Linked DNA regions of Homo sapiens: region 2 is linked to region 1. Evidence: read pairs that join two places in POLR2A ChIA-PET (ENCODE). Cell type or tissue: GM12878. All regions are shown on one strand.

Evidence for each region. ChIA-PET counts read pairs that join two places held together with the same protein. Peaks named below come from ENCODE experiments on the same cell type or tissue, not always from the same donor. Only the 100,000 strongest peaks of a DNase experiment are listed, where the experiment ranks them.
Region 2: POLR2A ChIA-PET joins it to region 1 with 7 read pairs; 17 of 35 experiments call an interaction of 5 or more read pairs at or near these places.

Annotation. Positions count from the first base shown.
Region 1 is chr17:21,034,550-21,038,549 of GRCh38, reverse strand. All of the region lies in intron 1 of USP22 (ubiquitin specific peptidase 22), which reads left to right. Among named protein-coding and RNA genes, the nearest start is that of USP22, 6.5 kb to the left of the region's middle. In GM12878, no CTCF peak of the experiment used is centred here; a DNase peak (open chromatin) is centred at 2,092; H3K4me3 peaks cover 3,177 bases; H3K27ac peaks cover 975 bases.
Region 2 is chr17:21,201,219-21,205,218 of GRCh38, reverse strand. All of the region lies in intron 1 of TMEM11 (transmembrane protein 11), which reads left to right. Among named protein-coding and RNA genes, the nearest start is that of TMEM11, 11 kb to the left of the region's middle. RefSeq lists an enhancer at 1-113. In GM12878, no CTCF peak of the experiment used is centred here; no DNase peak of the experiment used is centred here.

The sequences.
Region 1 (4,000 bases):
ACTACAGGCATGCGCCACCGCACCTGGCTAATTTTTGTATTTTTGGTAGCCATGAGTTTTGCCATGTTGCCCAGGCTGGTCTTGAACTTCTGAGCTAAGTGATCCTCTCTCCTTGGCCTCCCAAAGTGCTGGCATTACAGGCATGAGCCACCTCTCCCAGCCATCCAACAATGCCTCAGTCTGTCTTTACTGGCTCAGCCAGGTGCTGGGATGGTGGTGAGCACATTGTAGAGAGCTCTCATTACTTGTTTTTATTTTCATAGTCTAGCTCATTTTCCTGATACGTGCTATTGTATTTATTTATTTATTAAAAAAAAATAAAAGACTGAGTCTCCCTATGTTGCCCAGGCTGGTCTTGAACTCCTGGCCTTAGGAGATTCACTTCGGCCTCCCACAGTGCTGGGATGATATGTGCTATTTTAAAAGTATACTTTAAAACTTTGTTTCTTTGAGGAATTTACTTTTTATTTTATAGTGAACTGGATCTTTCAAATCATCACAACAAAACATTACACCATTCATACTAAGTGGGGTCTAAGTAAAAGATCTAAAATGTAAACATTTTTCTGTTTAAGGTTTTAATTTTGAGGTCATTGTAGATTGACATACTGGTGTAAGAAAATAGAGTAATCCTGTGTATCTTTCCCCAGTCCTCTAAGGGTAACTTCTTGCAGAAATGGAGTACAATTACCACCAGAATATTGACATTGATACAGTCTATCTTCAATATAATCCACCATCTCATTCAGATTTCCCCGCTTTTACTTCTACTCATTTGTGTTTGTGTATTTAGTTCATTAACTACACTGCATACTTTATTCAGAACTCATTGGTTTTTATGTAATGTCCTTATTCTGTCTCAGAATCCCACATTACTTTGAGTCTTCACGTCCTCTTGGGCTCTTCTAGACAGTGACAGTTTCTCAGGCTGTCCTGTTTGGTGACCTTGAGAGTTTTGAGGAGTCCCGGTCATGTAGTTTGTAGAATGTCCCTCAGTTTTGGTTTTCTGATGTTTTTCTCATGATTCAGCTGTGGTTATGAGTTTTGGGAAGGAAGACCAGGGAGATGAAGTGCCCTTCTCATTCCCGTAAATTAAGGATGATGCTGTCAAGATGTCTTGGGTTGCTGGGCTTGACTGAATGGCCGAAGTCATGTTTGCCAGGTTTCTCCACTGTGGAGTGACTCTTTCCCTCCTTTATGTACTGTTTATAATAGAAGGGAGTCACTCTGCATAGGTACTCTACCGGGGTGGGGAGTTCTGTTCCTCCTCCTTGAGGATGGAGTAGCTACTTAAATTATTTGGAACGTTTATGTATGGAAGATTTGCTGATCCTCACTCGTGTGTTTATTCATTTGTGTATATCAACATGGACTTGTGGATATTGAATGTATGCTTTGGGTTATCATCCAGTGCTGTGTGGTTTGTTGTGTTGCTCCCATCATCTGGCTGTATCCACTGGGAGCTCTTTCAGCTGGCTCCGGTGTCCCTTTCACATAGCCACATTATTTTTTGTTCGTTGTTTTTGAGCACTTCCTTACTTTCTGGAACTACACGATGTTCTGGGATCATCTTATGTGTTTTCTGCCCCAGCCTTAGACTCCAGCATTTTCCAAGGATCCCTAGTTTCTTTTTTGGGAGAATGGAATTAGATCTCAAGATCTGGGCACTGGTGTGTTCATCATTACTGGGATATCCTGGCTTCTTGGCCCCCTCAAGGGACAGAGCTGGGAAACAGGTGTGTATATACAAATGCGTGCATATACACGTCTGTAATTTGATATATATTCATCAGCATCCCTATTAAGCTCTACATGAGTTCATGTTTATATCTCCAACTCTAATCCATTTCTATAGGGATTATTCTAGCCTTCCCCTCCAGTTTATCTGTAACTTCTCTGTCCAGCAGAGAAAATGCTGGCTCCCACTGTCGACAATCTACTTACTTACCTGTTGTGCTTTGGTATACATGAAGAGAGGTTTCAGAATTGTCCTGTACTCCCTTGGGAAATGACTTGACCCCCCCCCCCCTTACAGTACAGTGCTCAGTTACAGTTCCTTTTGCTTTTAGTCTTACACTCCCTCCTCATTTCCACATTACTTAGGTACTTCCCTCCCCACCCCTCTTGGCGGAGTTGTGTCCTATATGTGTAATACAATTGGTTTCTTCTGCCTCAGCCTGCATTCCATAGGGCCTCATCAGTTATTTTTAAAATCGCATATATTAAGGTTTGCTCTTTGTGCTTTAAAGCTCAGTGGATTTTGACAGAGGCATCCACAACTACAGTACTGTACAGAACAGTTGCACTGCCCCAAGAAATCCCTGTGCTTCACCTTCTAACTCTCCACAACCACTGGTCTCGTCTCCATCTCGGAGGTTTTTCCCTTTCCAGAATGTCATATCATTGGGTTCATACAGTCTGTAGCCTTTTCATACTGGCTTCTTTTGTCTAGCAATATCCATTGTATCCATTGAGTGGATTGAAAGTTCATTCCTTTTTTTTTTTTTTTTTTTTTTTTTGAGACGGAGTCTTGCTCTGTCGCCCAGGCTGGAGTGCAGTGGTGCGATCTCGGCTCACTGCAAGCTCCGCCTCCTGGGTTCACGCCATTCTCTTGCCTCAGCCTCCCGAGTAACTGGGACTACAGGCGCCTGCCACCACGCCCAGCTAATTTTTTTGTATTTTTAGTAGAGACTGGGTTTCACTGTGTTAGCCAGGATGGTCTCGATCTCCTGACCTTGTGATCTGTCTGCCTCAGCCTCCCGAAGTGCTGGGATTACAGGCGTGAGCCACCGCGCCCAGCCGAAAGTTCATTCCTTTTTCTTTTAATGGTATTTATCATGTGGCTATACTGGTAAGTCGTTTAAGTTTCTTAATCTGTAGGTTCTCTCTTCATTCCTTTCTTACAGTTTTTTGCTTCTACTTTATCTGTTGAAAAACTTGGGCCTTGTGACTTGTTGACTTCCCTATAGTCTGGATTTTGCTGTTTGCATACTCAACAGTGGAAGTTCAAAGTGTTGTGGTTTGTTTTTTTTTTGTCCTATTTCCTACAAATTGGTAGCAGGGTCTCCTATTAAGGCTTTTCCTGTATTTAGCACACAGACTTGATCACCTTGGTATTAAGCGGATGGAAGCTTAGGTAGGAAGTAAACTCAGTTTTCAAGGATTAAAATGACCCGCCTAATGGATATGTGAGTCTTTTTCTTGCCTCTTGTTTTATGTTGGCCAGTACCTGTAGCAGAGGGTGCTGAAGAGTAGAAATTGAGATAGAATTGAGTGTGAGTTTTATTATTATATGTTAGCAGCTCTGGTAAGAAACTCAGAGAATTAAGTGAGAATGGTAGATTAAAATGAGGCTTTAGGATAATGTGATTGCTCCCCATACATGTGTAATTGACAGTTGTGTGAGGTGAGCTCAATTTAAAGGAAGACTAGCCTAAGCTGGTCAGTACCAGGAGGATTTTGCCCCAGTTTGCTTCCGTCCAAGTGTGTGTCCCTCAGCACAGCATCTCTTGGGCTTCCTCATTTCCTGTTTATGATAATAGAGTACTCACCCCCATCCTTGAGGGATACATTCCAAGACCTCCGGTAGTTGTCTGAAACCACAGATAATACTGAACCCCATTTGTATTACGTGCAAACTTTTTTCCTTCATAATTTCATGGATAGATTTGTTCTTACTGTAGATCTTAGCAACCTTGTTATTTGATATTGTTTTCTTATTAAGAATTTTTACCTTTTCACGTAAAAGAAGCCCTTTATGGCTTTTCTTTGGCATATCCAAATTGCAGCATCAGTACTCTTGAGCTTTGGGGCCATATTAAGCCAAATAAAAGTGGCTTGTGTTCACTTTTATCCGTGATCACATCCGCAACAGTTGATGTGATCAGCAAGACAGCTACCAAGTGACTTAACGGGCAGGTGGCCTAGATGGCACGGAGAAGCTGGACAAAGGGATGGTCATGGGACAGAGCGGGATGTCACTCAGTTTCATCATGTTTCT
Region 2 (4,000 bases), 170 kb before region 1:
GCCTTTTGGGGAGACGCCTCCAGACTGTGGCTGCTGGGACAGGCACAGGCTGCCCACATCCCAGAGGGGCCGTGGAGTTGCCCTGCTGAGTTTTCACTGTGGCCGCCTTTTAACTGGAATGCTAGTGTTGCCAGGGGATTCCTTTGCTGACTGCGAGAGCTGATTGAGTTGGGCTCAAAAGTGGAGAGATGAGGGCCTGAAGGCTGACTCTGGTTGAAGGCTGAGGGAGGAAGTTCAAGATGCCCACTTTATGAGTGCCTGCAAGCTATCCTGAGGCGGCAGAGAGCGGTCCCATTCAGTGTCTGCAGCAGTCCCCCTGAGGTGCTGGAACGGGCTGACCCCTGCTCCCAGCACTAAAGGCTCAGAGAATCCAAAGCTTCCTCAGTGCTGGCATGATGTGTTTAGGATCATGACACTGATCCTTTTACTTTTCTTCTTCCATATGTTAAGACCCACTTCCGACAGTGATCTTTAAGTACCAGAGATCATGCCAGATTCAAAAGGATCAAAAGTCATTTACTAGAAAGAGCCTCCCTTCCTTTTCTTTCCTGAGCCCCTCAGTTCCCTCCCTAGTGACCAGTCATAAAAATCAGGTCTTTGTGTATCCTTTCAGAAGTGTTCTGTGCATATAAAAGCAAATAGAGACTTTTAAAAATACACTACGTATAGCATACTGTAAACACTCTTCTGAACCCTGCCTTTTCCCCTGAACTTGCTTTCAGTTGGAGACTTTGCTGTTACTGCTGCTACCTTTTTCTCTTTTTTTTTTTTTTTTTTTTTTTTATTGAGACGGAGTTTTACTTGTTGCCCACGCTGGAGTGCAATGGCATGATCTCAGCTCACTGCAACCTCCGCCTCCTGCGTTCAAGCAATTCTTCTGCCTCAGGCTCCCAAGTAGCTGGGATTACAGGCACGTGCCACCAAACCCAGCTAATTTTTGTATTTGTAGCAGAGACAGGGTTTCACCGTGTTAGCCAGGCTGGTCTCGAACTCCTGATCTCAGGTGATCCGCCTGCCTTGGCCTCCCAAAGTGCTGGGATTACAGGCATGAGCCACTGCACCTGGCCACTTTTTCTTTCTTTTTTTTTTTTTTTTTAAACATAGACTCTATTAATTGCTCTCTTACTGGTCATTTCACACCTGCAATGAAAAGCAAAAATACAGTCCCTTAGGAAGCCCAGGGCTCAAAAGATTCCAACTAGCTCTTACTTAAAAAAAAAAAAAAAAGTCCATATAATTTAAAAAAAAAAAAAAAAAGGAAAAAAAAAGATCTCCCATGCACCAGGGTTCAGATCACCCAGTTCCTAAAGCCCATGGCCTTACCAGTTAGGGGGCAGCTGGTGATGCTCTGCAGTGGTTTGAGATAACCTTCTGACTGGGTTCTTTCCTTCATTAGGTTTTGTTTGACCCACAAGCAGAAGCAAGCCATATACGGGTGGCTGCTGGGTGGTCAGGAGCTGGCTGGACGTGGCTGTCTCCTGGGAGTACTTGGCAGTTTCTTTTTTCTTTTTTTTTCTTTTTTTTCTTTCTGTCATTCAGGCTGGAGTGCAGTGGCACAATCTTGGCTCACTGCAACCTCTGCCTCCCAGGTTCAAGTGATTCTTGTGCCTCAGCCTGCTGAGTAGCTGTAATTACAGGTGTGCAGCACCGCGCCTGGCTAATTTTTGGTAAAGACGGTTTCACCTTGTTGGCCAGGCTGGTCTCGAACTCCTGACATCAAGTGATCTGCACACCTTTGCCTCCCAAAGTGCTGGGATTACAGGCGTGAGCCACCGCACCTGGTCATGGCCACGAATTTCTGAAGTAAGAGAAGTGCAGCAGTCCCTGTCAGCAGTGCAGACCTGAACCCAAGGGCCCAGCAGTGGCAGCTAAAAAACCTGTGTCTGCACTGACAGCACCCCACTCCCACCAGTGTACCAGGAAGTTGGAGTGCTGACTGCCTGGTCGTGGCCGGGTGAGCTCCAACGGAGGGATCCTGCGGCTTTGGGTGCGTCTGTGTGTGTTTTGGTTTGAACCTTACCGTCTCCATATAGGGTCTGTTGCCTTATAGAATCCTAGAAATCCACTTCCCTAGACTTCACGTGTTGTCCTTTCCCAGTGGAAACCGAGATTCCCTTTGCCTAACTGGCTTTAAAAGCAGAATTGGTGAGCCTCTGGCCTCAGCGCCGTTGTGCAGGACCCTGCCTTTGTTTGAAGGCAGTGTGGCTTATGTCCTTTGTGTTTCTGCTGTGGATAGGTGTCTTAGACAGTGGGCAGCAACAGTGCCCAGCCCATATGAAGACGCCGAGGCTGCAGGAGGCCGGGGCCATGGTTTGACAGGCAGGTGGGGGCAGACCCACGCCACCATCTCAGGATGTGTGCTGGCGAGTGCCCCCATGTCCACGTGCTTGCTTATGGCTGTGTCATTCACAGGACTGCCCACAGCCGAGGGCAGAGGATGCCCAGTCTCCTCACTCCCTGTGCTGGGGGGCGGGCCACACCTGGCAACAGCAGTGAGGTGGGAGGGAGCCTGGAGGGCCTTGGCTTCTCGCTGCTTCCAGGCTGGTTGGGACTCGTGGACGCACCCACCCATCCGTCCCAGCAAGCGATGGAGCCTGCAGAGGGGTCTGGGTGGATGTGGGTGCCAGCTGGGCTTGCAGGGGGGCCGGAGGGGGTGAGGGGGTGGGATCTGCCCACTGCTGTGTTTCCAGATGGGGCAGTCGGTTCCAGGACCGGGGTTTCCACTGGAATTTCCTCTGTGGGACCAACAGTGGTTTTCACTACATTCAGGATGGCGCTGGCCTGCTGGGCAGAGAAAGGTACCGCACTAGGGTGGATTTGGGTGTTGGCGAGAACATTGTGTAACCCCAGCTTGACACCTCCCTTTTGCTTTGAGTGTTCCTGAGGGAGGAAGCCCGCCTCTGGTGCCCGCCCCAAGGTGTCCCTGGCCTGGCTTTGACAGTCAGTAGGATGCACAGCTGACTTGGAAGCAACTCCATTTCCGTCTCAAGATTGGGACACGATTTGGTCCTCCACCCCTACCTTGTTATCTGGCCTCTCTGCTCCTGTTGCCTGATGGACTTGAGACCAGAAGGGAGTTCTCTTGGCCAGGAGTGCTCCCACCTGAGAGTGGAGGCCCCGCCCCTCCCCGCACACCCAGGGCCACAGCCAGCCCATTGCGCCACCGCCACTCATTTCTCATCTGAGCACGTGGGGGCACTGCTCGGCCTTCAGCTTTCCAGCGCCAGTGAAGACCCTGCTTTGGGTGTGCTTGTTTGCTGTAGGTAGCTTCTAAAATGCTGCATCTGGCTGGATGCGGTAGCTCATGCCTGTTAATCCCAGGACTTTGGGAGGCCAAGGCGGGTGGAACACTTGAGCCCAGGAGTTCGAGACCAGCCTGGGCAACATGGCATAACCCCATCTGTACAACAAAATTTTTTTAATTAGCCAGGCAGCCAGGCGTGGTGGCACATACCTGTAGTCCCAGCTACTCGGGAGGCAGAGGTGGGAGGATCTCTTGAACCCGGGAGGTCGAGGCTGCCATCAGCAGAGATCACACCACTGCACTCCTGCCTGGGTGACAGAGCAGGAACCTGTCTCAAAAATAAAAACTGTTGAATCCTACCTGGAAGTAACAGCTGGCCTCTCCCTTACCTCTCCTCTAAGACCAAATGGAAAAACTCCACCGAGAACTTTAGAAGGAAAACCCTCCTTTCCCCATTTCATAAGCTGCTCGTGCAGTCTTACAGTAACAGCTCATCATTTCATCCCTGGCGAGGCAGCCGTGACACTGGCACAGTCACAGGTGGCTTGGCAGCAACCCATGTTTAGGAGGCTCTTGTCCCACCCTCAGGGCACTGATTTCTCCCCAGTGCATGCCGTTTAATTAGGGCCTATGATTGAATTAGGAGGCTTTGCCTTAGCCTGGCTTAGTTACAGTGACTTTTTCAGGATAAAGAGTTCCGTTTGCCCAAGTCCAAGCCAGTGCCTTTTATGAAAGTGGTTCCCACCCAGGGGCGGG